Regions from separate parts of the Homo sapiens genome. Here regions 1, 2, 3 and 4 are each linked to region 5. The links are chromatin contacts, found by Hi-C or POLR2A ChIA-PET in ENCODE. All regions are on one chromosome and are shown on one strand. The core of a region is the stretch at or near the end of the contact, and the rest is flanking DNA. Distances in the headings are between cores, read along the strand shown.

Evidence for each region. A loop is a pair of places that touch in the nucleus more often than their neighbours do. ChIA-PET counts read pairs that join two places held with the same protein, here RNA polymerase II (POLR2A). Pooled maps may share reads with other maps.
Region 1: a loop to region 5 is called in a map of GM12878, with 32 times the contacts of the local background. The contact joins the promoter of ING1 here to the promoter of TPP2 in region 5. A Hi-C loop is called at or near these places in 3 of 168 maps with a recorded cell type or tissue (GM12878, gastrocnemius medialis and naive thymus-derived CD4-positive, alpha-beta T cell) and 14 of 50 pooled maps. POLR2A ChIA-PET finds 5 or more read pairs at or near these places in 2 of 52 experiments (CD4-positive, alpha-beta T cell and CD8-positive, alpha-beta memory T cell).
Region 2: a pooled map shows a loop between it and region 5 (5-fold over the local background). The contact joins the promoter of RAB20 here to the promoter of TPP2 in region 5. A Hi-C loop is called at or near these places in 2 of 50 pooled maps.
Region 3: a loop to region 5 is called in a map of CD4-positive, alpha-beta T cell, with 6 times the contacts of the local background. The contact joins the promoter of RAP2A here to the promoter of TPP2 in region 5. A Hi-C loop is called at or near these places in 2 of 168 maps with a recorded cell type or tissue (CD4-positive, alpha-beta T cell and naive thymus-derived CD4-positive, alpha-beta T cell), 4 of 37 single-sample maps with no recorded cell type and 16 of 50 pooled maps. POLR2A ChIA-PET finds 5 or more read pairs at or near these places in 6 of 52 experiments (CD4-positive, alpha-beta T cell, CD4-positive, alpha-beta memory T cell, CD8-positive, alpha-beta T cell and 3 more).
Region 4: a map of B cell shows a loop between it and region 5 (12-fold over the local background). The contact joins the promoter of DNAJC3 here to the promoter of TPP2 in region 5. A Hi-C loop is called at or near these places in 4 of 168 maps with a recorded cell type or tissue (B cell, CD4-positive, alpha-beta memory T cell, CD8-positive, alpha-beta T cell and 1 more) and 14 of 50 pooled maps.

The regions. Positions count from the first base shown.
Region 1 is chr13:110,712,250-110,714,949 of GRCh38, reverse strand. ING1 (inhibitor of growth family member 1) reads right to left here and starts at 1,250. Exons shown (of 2, transcript NM_198219.3): 1 at 665-1,250. The coding sequence starts at 800. It also overlaps a transcript of CARS2 not described here. RefSeq lists silencers at 1-23, 64-323, 414-703, 864-1,053, 1,064-1,413 and 2 more and an enhancer at 2,084-2,133.
Region 2 is chr13:110,560,272-110,562,971 of GRCh38, reverse strand. It overlaps RAB20 (RAB20, member RAS oncogene family), which reads left to right and starts at 1,250. Exons shown (of 2, transcript NM_017817.3): 1 at 1,250-1,624. The coding sequence starts at 1,453. RefSeq lists silencers at 1,121-1,570, 1,462-1,651, 1,631-1,690.
Region 3 is chr13:97,432,865-97,435,564 of GRCh38, reverse strand. It overlaps RAP2A (RAP2A, member of RAS oncogene family), which reads right to left and starts at 1,396. Exons shown (of 2, transcript NM_021033.7): 1 at 781-1,396. The coding sequence starts at 1,094. RefSeq lists silencers at 1,220-1,279, 1,300-1,659 and enhancers at 1,810-1,859, 1,880-2,009, 1,281-2,212, 2,160-2,299.
Region 4 is chr13:95,675,848-95,678,547 of GRCh38, reverse strand. It overlaps DNAJC3 (DnaJ heat shock protein family (Hsp40) member C3), which reads right to left and starts at 1,409. Exons shown (of 12, transcript NM_006260.5): 1 at 1,211-1,409. The coding sequence starts at 1,292. It overlaps DNAJC3-DT (DNAJC3 divergent transcript), which reads left to right and starts at 1,623. Exons shown (of 2, transcript NR_132117.1): 1 at 1,623-2,696. RefSeq lists silencers at 1,029-1,118, 1,349-1,588 and enhancers at 1,229-1,278, 625-1,471, 2,109-2,208, 1,472-2,319.
Region 5 is chr13:102,595,729-102,598,428 of GRCh38, reverse strand. TPP2 (tripeptidyl peptidase 2) reads right to left here and starts at 1,443. Exons shown (of 30, transcript NM_001330588.2): 1 at 1,226-1,443. The coding sequence starts at 1,390. LOC107984588 (a long non-coding RNA gene) reads left to right here and starts at 1,487. Exons shown (of 2, transcript XR_001749984.3): 1 at 1,487-1,981. RefSeq lists silencers at 930-1,219, 1,380-1,669 and enhancers at 1,740-1,799, 1,850-2,009.

The sequences.
Region 1 (2,700 bases), core at 1-2,500, 8.1 Mb before region 5:
AGAGAAAAGCCCTCGTCCTCCGCAAACTACAACCGGCGGCGTCGCCCCTCGCAGTCGGCCCCTACTCGGTGTCCAGCTCCAAGTGAGGGCCGGAGGGGGCTGGGCGGGGGCGGCCGACCTACCCCGAGCGGAGTACTACCCGGTACTTTATGTAACACTCAGATTCGGGACTGAGTGGGGGGCGACGAAGAAGGGCCAGAGGAACGGCGTTGCCCGGGACCGAGGCACCGGGTCCGCGGGAACCCCGGCCCACAGCCGCCCTCCTCCTGCAGCCCCGTCTCGGCGCCCTATAGCCCCAGGCGCCGGCACATCCCTCCATCTCGCGCCGTAATCTGCACCCCCTCCTAGAGGACGCGGCTTGGACCCGCCGCCCCCTCCCCCGCAGCACCCGCCTCATCACTTCACTACAAAGAGCGCTTTGGTCGCGCAGCCTTGCAGCGAGACCTCTCGCGCCTCCTTCCTCCTCCGTGTCCCGGGCTTTGCACACAAGGACCTTGGCGAATCAAAGGCGCTCCAGACCTTTTGTTCCTGCCCCTGCCGAGGGCCGCCGCTGCGGAGCCGGCCGCTTCCTCCGGTCCACGGCAGGACCGGCCCGGCTCCGCGGCGCGCCCGGACCCGCCGGGAAGGAGGCGGCCGCCCCCGCCCATCCATCACCCGGCCGTACCTTGGTATTTCGCGTCGATCTCCCGCATCAGCGAGACATTTCTCTGCAAGTCGAAAGGCAGGGACTCGATGGAGTCCAGGTAGTCCTCCACATAGTTCACCAGGTGGAGCTGCTCCCCGTTGGCAGGACTCAACATGGTTCACCCCGGAGGTCCCCGGCGACTCGGCGCGGCTTTCCGCTTCCTCCACCCCCCGCCCCCCTCAAAAAATAGCACTGCAAAATGCAAAGCCCTCGCTCTCCCGGCGCCCCCCCGCCGGCTCCTGCTTCGGCCCGGCGGCTACATCTGCCGAGCCCGTCCGCCGCCTCCGGGTCCGCGGGGACCCCAGCGCCTGAGGGCGCGGGCCGCGGTGGCGGTGGCTCCCGGGCGCACGCCCCGGCCGGCGGCGCAGGCCCCCTCTCAGGCGGCGGGGCTGGCGCCGGGGGCCGCGCGTACGAGCGCGCACACACCGGCGGGAGAGGGCCCAGCGCCGCGGCCGCCGCTGCCCACTCGCCCACTGGGCTGGGTAGAAGAGAGGAGCGGAGCGGGCAGCGGGAAGGGGCGCGCTCCGCTGGCCGCCGAGCCGCACTTGTCCAACGTGGAAAACCCAAATACCAGTTTCAAACACTTGGGAAACATTCAGCCCCGCTGCGCAGCGCGCATGCGCCCCGGCCCCCTCCCCCGGCAACGGCCCCGCCCCCCGCCGCATTCACGCCCCTCACCGTCCCAGGCCCTGGGGGCTGCGGGCTCCAGGCCGGCCCTCGCGGGGGCGTGGCCTTGCCTGTCACTTTTTCCAGAGGCGAGGGTCGCGGAGGGGACAGCGTCAGGGCCGCTGGGGTGTGGACGGCGGGCGAGGCGCAAACTTTACTAGGAGTTTTTGGCACTTGGAGGCAGAGCCTGTTGGGCGGCACAGCACGCCCGCTGGGAAACGCAGGGGAGCGGCCTGCTTCGCTGAAAACCCGACCAGGACCTAACGGGCCGCGGGACAGAAACCTCCGAGACCATGGTACACAGCAACTACCGCAACTCGCTCCTCAGCCCCTGACTCTTCGTCCCCGCCCCACAGAGCAGTATAAGTAGGGCCCGAAACAGAACTGGCAACCGCAGTAGCCAATCTACTTGCCAACATCACTTTGACAGCCCAATCACGATGAAGAGGAGGCGGGGAGACCGTGAGTAATGCCCCCCGGACTCTTACTACTAGAAACCCAAGTCCTCCGGGAGGCGGAAGGAAGGGGAGGGCCGGGCACGGGCGGAAGTGGCGGCGCATGCGCACTGGCACCCTCTCGGTGTCCTTTGAGCTGCGGCCGCAGAGTGCGCGGGAGACCTACCCATTCCGCGGCCGGACCACCACTCCCAGCAGCCTAGGCGGCTCCCGCGCCTGCGCCATCCGTCACCGCCCTCCCTTTGTGTCGTCTCCCGGTACTCAGTTTGGAACGGCTTGGAGACAAAGGGGCCTGAGAGGGAAGCTGCTTCCTAGTGCCGAGCCCCAGAAGAGGTGGATAGGCCCGAGGGGCGCCTTCCCTAGGCCTTATCTCTTCCCGCCCTGTGTCATGGACACCGTTCTCGGAGGCCGCTCCCCACACTTGGAAAGGCCGCCCACAGTATGCAGACACCCGGTCGGCCGGCGTCCTGAGGCCATTCAGCTCCCCGGACCGCCCTCCCCCGCGTCGCCCCTCTACCCTCCCAAAGCTCCCGGATTTTGGGCTTTCTGAGAAGCCTGGACGCCACGCGAGCCCGTTGCCTAGGCGACCGGCCCCGCGCGCCGGCCCCCCCCCTTCCGGCCAAAGGGCCCGCCCCTCCTGGGCGTGGCCTCGTGCCTTTGTGCACTTCCCGCCTGGCTCTCTGGTTCCGGGGCGGCCTCGGCTTCGGCCTCCGCCCCGCTGCGGCCGCCGCGGGTCCCCTCCGGGGTGGCCCCGAGAGCTGTGTTCGCCACGCTTGGCTGCCTGCTTTTCTCTGATTTTCTTCCGCCTTGGACCCTGCTCTATTTGCATTGTCTTTTTTTCAGCAAGTCGGAGAACGGTGCCTTGTCAGTTTTCACCTTTCTCACTGGACTTTC
Region 2 (2,700 bases), core at 1-2,500, 8.0 Mb before region 5:
ACCTGACATGCCAGGGCTGAGCAGGTACGAAATACCTTGGCATTCCTGCCTTGTCGGAGTCTCAGGGCACCTACGAAGGAGGCAACGGGCCTATTTCCCTTTACAGGACACCTTCAGGACACGGGTTTTAACCTGCTCAGGGTCTCATCGCCTTTCCCAGCCAGGCCAGCGGCCAGAGTGACACTGTCCCCCAGGGTTTAACTTAGAGTCCATTCTACCTCTCATTTTCTCTAAAAAACCCCAACCAACCAACTAACCAAATTCTACACGCTGCATATTTTAAAAGCATTTCAAGGTTTATCCTTTAAAACGGAAGGAGGACCTGGGAGGCCGAAGCGGGTGGATCACGAGGTCAGGAGTTCGAGACCAGCCTGGCCAACATGGTGAAACCCCGTGTCTACTAAAAATACAAAAATTAGCCGGGCATGGTGGCACATACCTGTAATCCCGCCTACTCGGGAGGCTGAGGCAGGAGAATCGCTTGAAACCGGAAGGCGGAGGTTGCAGTGAGCCGAGATCGCGCACTGCTCTCCAGCTTGGGCAACAACAGCAAAACTCCGTGTCAAAAATAAAAAAAAAAAAAAAAAAAGAAGGAGGAAATATTTCTCAAGTAGCGACTGCAACTTCCATAGTCAAATTTTCATTCCAAGCTATAAATGGAGATGACTGTCCACTTTTCAGGACAAAAAGCTTCTTGCAAAAGTAGAAGAGCAAAAGCAAAATCCTCCACTAGAAAGCGCCCCCATCTCTAATCTGTAACAGTGAGAGCCTCAGGACGAGTTCCGCAGACGCTCATTTAAAGCAAACTTTTTCAATGACCTTGAGGGTGGCTGTACTTACACGCGGAGAAGCAAATCGACCGCAGCTGGAAAGGCGCTGGGTCGAGCGTGAGAGGAACACGGGTTTTACCTAAGGGAGAGTGGAAGAGAGAAGGGGGTTCCCCAAGGGCCCCGGCCCCTTCGCCTCGTTCGGGCCCCGCGGCCAAGCTCCTCGCACCGCAGCCCCGGCTGTGCAGAAGCGGAGGGGCGGAAGGTGCTCTCAGAACTTTCATTTTCCACCCTGCAGCAGTCCCGAGCCTCGGCTGGAGAACTCGGATGCTTGCGAAACGGCGAGGTCCAGCAGGGGCGGGACGGGGGCGGTGGGCGGAGGAGGATAGGGCGGGGCCGCGGCGGTGAAAGGGCCCGGGGGCGGGGGCGGGGGCGGGGCGAGGCGAGGCCGCCGCGGTCCGGGCCCCCGACGTGGGCTCCGTGCTCTGCACCCAGCTCCTTCCCGGGCGCGCACACGCGCTTCCTCTCTTGAGCTCCCGGGCGTCCGGAGGCGAAGGTCCCGGAGCGTTCACGAGAATCCGGGTCCCGGCGAGTCCGGGGTCCGCTCCTCCAGCTGCGCCCAGGGCGCACGAGCCGGCCAGCCTCGGGGAGAGGGCGCGGGGGCGCTGGGGGTTCTTACGGGAAGATGAGGAAGCCCGACAGCAAGATCGTGCTCCTGGGGGACATGAACGTGGGGAAGACGTCGCTGCTGCAGCGGTATATGGAGCGGCGCTTCCCGGACACGGTCAGCACGGTGGGCGGCGCCTTCTACCTGAAGCAGTGGCGCTCCTACAACATCTCCATCTGGGACACCGCAGGTGAGGCCGGCGCCGCATGAGCCACACCGCCCTGGGGCTCCGCCGGGGACGGGGGGCGCGGGGCTTCCAGCAGGGCACCCGGCCGCGCACAGGGTCCCGGCCTCGGACAGCAAATGCCTCCTTCTCGGGGTTTCCCACTCGTCCTCCCTTGCTGGTTGGGCTGAGCGCTGCCTCTCAGCCACTCAGTGACCTCAGGGACAACCCAAGTTGCAGAGAACCCGCTGGTCATTTGTGTACCTAAGCTGCCTTTGCTCCCGAGCCCCGCGTTCCTGCTCTGCCGCCCTGGGAACCAGAGACGCTCCTCTGTGGCTGCTTTGTTAGGTATTTTCAGTTTTCACGTACCCGTAGGAACATGATATCCTTTGAGATTCACTTGAGGGGTGAGCAGAGCTGGTGTTATTAGCCCCTTTCTAAGAAAAAGTAAAATGAGGCACAGAGTGTTCCCCCCTGTTGGGTTTAGTCAGGAGAGAGGAAATAAAACTGGAGCCTCCGGACCTCTTAGCCCGGAGCATATCTGCCTTTTACAGTTAATCTTCTGCTTGATCTTGGCTCAGATACGTCATATGGGTTTGGGTTGGAGTGACTTCCGGTGGAAGCATTTTTAAGATAGGTAATGAGTTATTTTTATTGTGTAGTATTTGTGACTTTTCAAAAGTACAACTTAGAGGATCTCAATTCAGGCTTTCTGTTTAACTTTGGAAAATAACACTGGTGATTGTAGCATTGCAATGGAATATATTTCCTTCTCCTTACAAAAGAATAAGATATTGTAAGTGAATGAAGAAACTGGAAATAGTGTGACACATTTTCAATGAGTGTGAGTTTTTAGAAGCCTGAAACTCTGAAAGTTCTGACTTCTTTTATGTTAGCATCTTAAAAAGTCATATACCCAAAGGCCCCGTCCAGAATTCTTAAATTGCCATCTTGGGTGTATCAGTATGCTGAATAAACAAGATGATAATGAATTCTCTCTTTAAAACTGAATTAACGAAGCTCACAGAGGTACTTCCAGTTCTCCCCCTCCCTTTTGCCTTCTTTGATGCTTTTTTATTATTATCCCAGTTAACATCGTGACT
Region 3 (2,700 bases), core at 147-2,646, 5.2 Mb after region 5:
TTAGCTAATACTTGTGTCACACTTTTGAAGAAGCTTCTGTTTTGTTTCCAGGAACTGGTGGTGGTGGTGTGGTGGTGTTTTTTTTTTTTTTTTTTTTTTGGAAGGGGTTAAGGCGGCTATATTAAAAACAAAAAAACAAAAACAAACAGTTAAGCTGCATTCTTTTCCTGTGAATGGCTTATTTGTACTCCTCTGTTAATATTCTCGAAACCCCATTTAGCTTATGATGTCTTCAAATAATTTAATAATCTGTCTTTAAAGTTTTGCACTAAATTAGAGACTTAATTTTTGTAAAACGCCTTGGAACCATAAACCTTTAACGAGATGAGAAAGGTCTCCTTCCTCTGGACTTGACTTTACTGTATAGGTGTGTGAGCGATTTTTACTGTCAAACATTGCCAAGGCAGATTGTTGTTGTTCAGTCTGCAAATGTCTCGACTATACCTGCACAGTTCCTCTCTTCCCAAGACAAATCTATCCACCCCTTTCCCCCCTGCAAGTTTTAAACTTTGTTTCCTTGGGGGCTCTGTAACAAGCAATGCTAACAACGTCCAAGAGACAAAGAGCTGTTCTGTGGGCTAACACGATGCCAAATTTTAGTTGTGAAACAAAGCACTCAAATTTGAGATTGAGGAGGAGGAGCAGAATGACAATAGTAAAGCCTCCAGCTTGGAGCCACCCCCCAGAAAGCCCCTTCCCCGGAGCCCCGCGCGGGGAGTTCCAGCCCCGGGACGGTGACTCCGGGGTGCAGCCGCCAAGCCCCCGTGTGCCCTCGCTCACCGCTTCACGCGGATGATCTGGTCCCGCATGGGCTTGATGTCCTGGAAGCTCTGCTGGTTGACGAGGCTGTAGACGAGGATGAAGCCCTGGCCGTTCTTGATGTACAGGTCCCGCATGGACGCGAACTGCTCGGTGCCCGCCGTGTCCAGGATCTCCAGCACCGACGGCGACGAATCCACCTCGATCTCCTTGCGGTAGAAGTCCTCGATGGTGGGGTCGTATTTCTCGATGAAGGTGCCGGTCACGAACTGCACGGTCAGGGCGGATTTGCCTACCCCGCCCGAGCCCAGCACCACCACTTTGTACTCGCGCATCGTCCCTCCGCGGCCGCCGCCGCCGCCGCCGCCCGCGACATAGACCTACGCCGGCCGCGCTGCGCCCCCAGCCCCGGCCCCGGCGGCCCGCCCCGCCGCCTCCCGCTGCCGCCCCCACCTCACAGCCGCGGCGGCCCCCTGGGCGCCGGCGGCGGCGGCGGCAACTGAGGGAGCAGCGGCCCTGGGCATGGGCCGGGCCGAGCCGGGCGGCGATGCGGCCCCGTAGGCACCGGGTGGGACTGAGGGCGAGCAGAGAGAGAGACCGGGAGCCGCTGGTGCCGCCCGAGCCGCGGGCCCGCAGTGCCGCCCGCCCCGCCCCTCGCGCCTCCACGCCCAGATCCCCGCCCGCCGCCGCCGCCGCCGCCGCCGCTACCCCCAGCGCTCGAGCGCGCGCCCGAGCCCCAGCCGCAGCGCGGCCAGGGGCGGGGTCCGGCGGCCGGGGCGGAGCCCGCGGCGCAGCCCCGCCCCCGCCCCCTAGGCGACGGGCCGCGAGCGCTCCCGAGAGGCTTTGCGGGGCTCGGAAGCTTCTGCCCGCGCGGAGATAAACAAGCACCGCGACCGCCGAGCAGCGCCGAACCCAGCGCGCCCAGTCAGACCCCAGGGCCTGTGTACCGAGCATGCGCAGTTCCCGCCCAAGCCAGGAGCAGCGTCAACCTGAGACTCCCGAGACATTAAGAATTCGGAAGGGATGAGATGGTAGAGGGGCTAGAGCTACCTCCAAGCTTTATCCTGAGGCGGGGAGTGAAGGAGAGATGCCCAAGGCCCAAGAGGGGCCGCGAGGGCCTTTGTCCGATGCCACCCAGTCTGTCAGCACTCCTAGAGCTTTGGTTTTATCTTGTATTAGCATGTGAAGCTTTAAGGGGGGGGCACCTACAGGCTTCTGACTGAAGTTGTGTAAACGCAACAAAATGAAGCTTTGGAGCGTTAGGACATTGATGGGAGGGTGACGCCCCCCTCTAGCAGCGCGCCAGAGGGGCGAGTCAGAGGCGGCCACACACCACGGAAGTCGGGTCCAAGCCCGCTGACGTCGCCGGGGTCCCGCCCACCAACCCTCTGGACCCGCCCACATTTCTTCTAGACCCGCCCCTTTCGGTGCCGAACTGAAGTCGAGCTCTTCCCACGCCCTGTCAGCCACGGGTGAGTTGAAAACCTGGAGAGCGGAATCCCGAACGGCAGCCGGAAGGCCCTGGACTCCTCATAGCAACAGCCAGCTAGGGGCATCTAGTGGGAAGCTGGGATTCATTCTAGCCAACCACATCACGTCTCTGTACCACAAGGTACCATTCACGACCAATAAGAGAGCGCCCCCATACCACGTGCCTTTACTCCTTCAACCAATCGAGAAAAACGCTAGTCGTAGGATCCGCAAGCCCACCTCCCAGTGCCTTGCCAGGCGGGGCTCTTCGCGCACGCTCTGCCAACCAATCGTAGGTGAGCTGGCGAGTGACGGAAGCTTCGGCCAAGCCAACCAGAGCTCGCGAGCCCCTTGCCACCGAGGCCGGCGGGATGGAGACAGGGACCGGCTGCTGGGGTTTGGGAGGGGCAGAGATTGAGGAGCCAGTTGCTGTGCCCTGTTCTGGCAAAAGAACAAGATGCGTTGCAAGCC
Region 4 (2,700 bases), core at 160-2,659, 6.9 Mb after region 5:
ATTCCAATCCCCTAGATTTTTCTGGGGGCAGCCTCACTGTCAAATTCTTTGTCCCAATGTTGCCACACTACGTGTTCTGATTTGGGGTTCAAAAAATATGGTTACCAGGGGAAGCAAAAGCAAAAGCCCATTGCTATGGGTGACACCTAAAAACTGGGGAGTACTACTTTAAAAAAAAAAGTTGAGAACTTTCAGAAGAATTCACTATAAACAATTCCCAATTTTTAGTTCCTCGCTCCCTTTGAATGGAATACTCAAAGGTTTAATTTGACCTCCTTGACAACTAGCCCTTTTTATGGGGATGAAAATAGATCAGTGCATGTGATGTGTCATTACACTCGAATATTTCGCACAGTAACCGCGCCAGAAGCATTCGTTAAATCGGCACTATCAACTTTAATTCTTACTCCTCCCCGCTGCCATCTAAGATAGGACAGCCCTCTATTTTCGCTATTCTGGAGTAGCCAACATTCCAGTCTGCAGGACTGAAGTGAAATTTAATCGTTCGTATCTTTTTAAGGGAACCTTTTTACAGCGAACTTGGAAAAGTAATGCCAGCCATACGTTGAATGACACCATGTTGGGAGTTGTAAAACCACAAACTCAGTGCCTGGCCGTCCGGGAGATGGAATTCCAACAGCGGCTCCTCATTGCACCAAACTAACAATTTCTCTACACGACAGTGCATCTTAATGGGGATGGTTACACACTTTTTAAATAGTCAACACTGTCCCCTCCAACTCCCAGCCGGACATGACACTCCTTCCCCACCCAAGAACTCCAGAGCGAAGGAAGTCTTTTGGCCACCTTAGTGCCTCCTCCCAGCCAGCACCAATGACTGACAGTGTCCCCAGGCGCCCAGCGAGGGTCCCAAGCGAGGCCAGGACCCAAAGGCTGCCCAAGTCTCCGCGTCCCAGGACTTCCTGAAGTCGTAGCCCGGTGCCCCCGCACCCCGCCTCCTCCGACTCCTGCGGCCCGGTTCCTTAGTCCAAACCCGCTGTCCCGGCCCCGCGGCCCGCCAGTCCCCTCGATTCTTCCCCAGACAAACCCGGAACCGGGCGCGGGCTCAGGCCCAAGCCAGGCCGCGGGCTCCCCCAGCGCTCGCCCCACCTCCCGAGCCGCTCCGGGACAGGCGCCCGGGCGCAGACGGGAAAGCGCGGGGGGCCTGGTCCGGGAGCCCACTTCCTGGCCGGGGCAGGGCAGGACTCACCTTCGTACTGCAGATCCACCAGGACTAGCAGGAAGGGGAATACCGAGCCCAGCCGGCTGGTCACGGAGCCGGGGGCCACCATGTCCGAGGGCTCGCGAGTGAAGAGGAGGAAAGGTGTGTGGCCCACCAGCACGCGCCGGCGCTCCGGCAGCAGCTGCGCCCGCCCGCCGTCGGCTCTCGCTCAGGCCTCAGTGGCTCTGGAGCCCAGCAGAGGAAGGCAGCGGTGGGCGGGGCCCGGGCGACGCTACGCCCCAGAGCGCCGCCGCCATCCAATCGCCTTCTTTCTGGCGGCTTTCCTCCCGGGCTCGCCGGGGTCGTGGTTCGCGCTGATAGGCTGCGGAGGCCGCCGCCCCGCCCCGTCCCTGATAGGATAACGTGGAAGCACGAGACGAGGCTGCGCCCGCCGGTCGCAGAGCTGTCAGCAAGCTCCAAACCGCGGCTGCCGCCCGGAGGGAAGCAGACGGGGAGTCGGTGGCGGCCGCCGAGTCCGCATGCGCAGGCTGCAAAGGCCCTTTTGGGCCGGTCCCGCCGCGCTAGGTTGGCGAGTGGGACTATTTGATCCTTTCCAGGTTCGCCAGCGTGGTGTTACGAGAGGAAAGCGCAGCCGCAGCGTACGAATGGGAAGGCCAAACACGGTCCCGGGGAGTCTGAGGGAAGCTGCAGGGCGCCTGGAATTGGGGTCTCGAGTGAGCCGGTAAAAACCGCCTCCCGCTGAGCGTCCCGGAACAAATACTGTCTGAACTGAGCCGTAAGCAAGAAACGGTCAGGAGAAGCTGGGGCGATCTGATGATTAGAACATTTCAGGGACTACCAGAGAGAAGTGCGTAATTGCTCTAAGGCAGGTAGGTAATTGGCCTGGAAACTTGGGAACGCCCCGCCCCCCACCCCGACTTTCAGCAAACCACCGTGCCCAGGAAAAAGAGCGATTGTGGAAGACCCTGTGAAGAAGAGACCAGGAAGGCACTGTGGCTTAAGAGAGCAAGGCGTTCCTGAATGCAGCCAACATCAACTGGTAAACAAAAAACTGTGAGAACGGATCCTGAATCTTGCGCTTACCAGGGGAAATTCAGGAGAGATATGAACCTGAGCAAGATGAGGTTGAAGTTACTCAATGCGGCATTAAGCCTGTTCACGGCCACTTCCTCCGGCGTCACCAACACACACACTGTACACCAGCAGTATTTTTACACGGGGTATGTGTGTTAAGTACTATCAGGTGGATAATTATTACTTCACCTGTATTTGCTGCCTTGATACCATTAGAGAAACTCATGAATTATAAATAGCATAGTGAATTTGTGATTCCCTGAAGATATACTAAGGTGGACTTTTAAAAAGGCTTCTATTCCAAAGGGAACTAATATGGAGGAAATGGTTTCGAGAAAGAAAAAAGAAAAAACGGAGTCCTTGATTAGTTGTGGGGAAGGCAACATAATGTAATGTGAAGAATAAAGGAGTCAGATCCAGGAAACCCCATAACTATTATGTAA
Region 5 (2,700 bases), core at 194-2,693:
AAGATTCCCAGGGGTTTCTAAGCAGATTCGGCCAGACTCCCCCTCGTTACTTCCAAAATGCTACCTCAATAATCAGAAAGCACGATAAAGGATCCAGAAGGGAAGGGACATTGTGGGGAGGAGGATGAGTGTTTAGTGTAGAAAGGAGGATAAGATAGCCAGGGGCTGATCAACGAGAGATCAGCATACAGTAGGATTAGTCAGGGATGCTGGGAGATGGATCTTGAATAACGGTGAAATTTTATTACTGGATTTCAGTAAAGGGTTAAAAGTACAAAAGTTAAACTTTAAAGACTTTAAACAGAATGCTTTTAACGAGAGACAACATACTTTCAAAAAAACTACCTTCTGGTATGATACCTTGAATCTACAGATTTTAAAGTTGCCTAAGGCAAAAAACTAAGTAATTTTTAAAAACCGTCGTATGTTTTCAGGTTTAAAAAAAAAAAAGTCGCATATTTTCATAAGGTCTGAGAAGCTCGCCAAAACCAAACCTAACTGAATTCTCCTTATGTAAACGAAGACTAAGCCACAAGATTCAATGACCCTAAGCAAACACGCTGCAGAAGACCGTTTAAAAATAGAATACACAAAACTACCACAGGAAACAATTCCGGAAGAGGACTGGGTTATCTTCTGGAAACCCAGCTTTCGTGCTTAAAGACAAACTATTCTTCCCCAAACCAAATCTCCCGATCCCTAAACATTAAGTTCTCACATGTCAGTTGCCTATCTGGTGTCTCCACCCCACCCCAATGATAAAAGCTGTAAAATTCTCTTTAAAAACGTCAGGCTGGGACCGGTGTCCGAGGCACGAGGGGTAGGCAGAGGAAGGCGGCGTGGAGGGAAGGAGCCTGGGGGGTCCGGCCTGGCAGCGCCGAAGCGAGAAGGAAGGGGAGTCCCTGGGGCCAAAGGGGGACCCAGGCTTCCCCAGGCAGCCGCGCCGGGCACGCTGCTTTTGTTGAGCTGGGGGGACCACGGCCCAACCTGGGGTCCGGGCCCTCGCCCGCCCAGCGACCCTGGCACTGTGCGCCGTTGAGTCCCCTTGGCGGGCGCCCGTCCCTCCCGCGCCTGGCTCTGACCTCTGCCCACCCCGGTGCTGCCCACCCCGGCCCGGACTCGGCCGCAGAGCGGGGCTTTGGCCTGCCGGGCTCCGAGACTGTGTCCCCACCCGCGTCCCCGGCCGCCCGCGCCCCCGCGCCCGGGCCCTCGGGGGCCGCCTCACCTGCATGCCCGGAGCCCCCGGGTCGACCCCCGTGTCCAGGACTGCGATGAGCACCCCCCGCCCATCATACTCCGGGTAGCGGCAGAGGAAGGAGGCGGCTCCGGTCTCCTTCTTCGGCAGGAGACCGTGAAAAGGGAAGGGCTCCTCAGTCGCAGCGGTGGCCATGGACGCAGGATGGAGGACGAGGAAGCGGCAAACTGCCAGGCTGCGCGCGGACTAGCAGCGCGAGGACACCCGTGCGGCCTCGGGCCGGAGGCGGGGGCGAGGGGCGGGGTCGGCCCGTCTTCCACCAATCCCGGCCTGCCAGGGAGCGGTGGCCAATCACGTGCTGCTACGTAAGCCAACGGCGCCGCTCTCAGGAGCTAGGCCCGAGTATTGCCCGGGCTGCAGTGAAGGGGGAGGAGTCTGAGGACATTACTGGAGGGTTCGGATCTCGAACCTGGGGCCTTGAAGAGGCCCGCGCTTGGGGTTTTTAGGCAACAGCAGGCCTCCAAGCAGAGTCCTGGTGTCCCGGACCGAATCACTCCCCGAGAGACGGGCAAGGAGATGGACCGCCAGCCAGGAATAATGGGAACCCTTCGCTTGGCAAACGATAGTTTCCAAACTTAAGGTTGTGGATGAAACTTTTTGGTGCGGCTGCTGCAGGAGCCCCAGCCCCGGGGTGCTGCTGACCCGAGGCAAGGGAGCCGGCGCACTCACGCTTAGCCGCTAAGGAGTCTGCGGTGTCGGCGAAAGCTCCGGACATGATTTTGGAAGGTCGTAGGTTAAGGGGTGTAGACTTTGGGTTCCCCTGTGTTGTTATGCCCCTTTGATGGGGGTGAGGTGGTGAGGGGGAGCAATAGGGTGGAGACAGGCAATAGTTTCAGTCAACAGGAAGTGGGTTGTTGGTCATTCCGTCGCCTTTGTAGCCAGTAACAAAGCACGAGACTGAAATGGGCCCCTCCTATCCTCTGCTGATCCTTAGCTTCCGGGATTTCTGAAAAACATCTTTTTTTTTCCTCTTACACTGAAGTTTCTGATTGCTCCTTACGGCTGTCCACTCAATTATAGAGCCATAATTTTCAGTTTTCCAGATTCACAGTGCCTGCCGTCAGTTGCTGCAAGCTGCATAGTGGTCCTCTAATGATCTTTATGTCTATGCTCATGCCAGGGTAATCTTAGCCTTTTATTGTGCCGAAGACCCCTTTGGCAATCTGGTGAGGCCTATTTCTCAAGCAGTGTTTTAAAATGCATACAATGAAATAGATAGGATTACCCAGGAAATAAATTATGTTTAAATGCAGTTATCAAAAATACTAAAGGCAATTTTGTTATATAGCAGGAGCTTTACGTGTGTGTGTATAGTTACAGGTGTACTTCTTTTGCATTAAATAACAGGAGCTAGGGCCAAGGCTAATAAACTACCATAACTTCAAAATAGTGAAGAATATAATTATTTGGAGATAGCGGTGAAAACTGCACTACGATGAACTGAT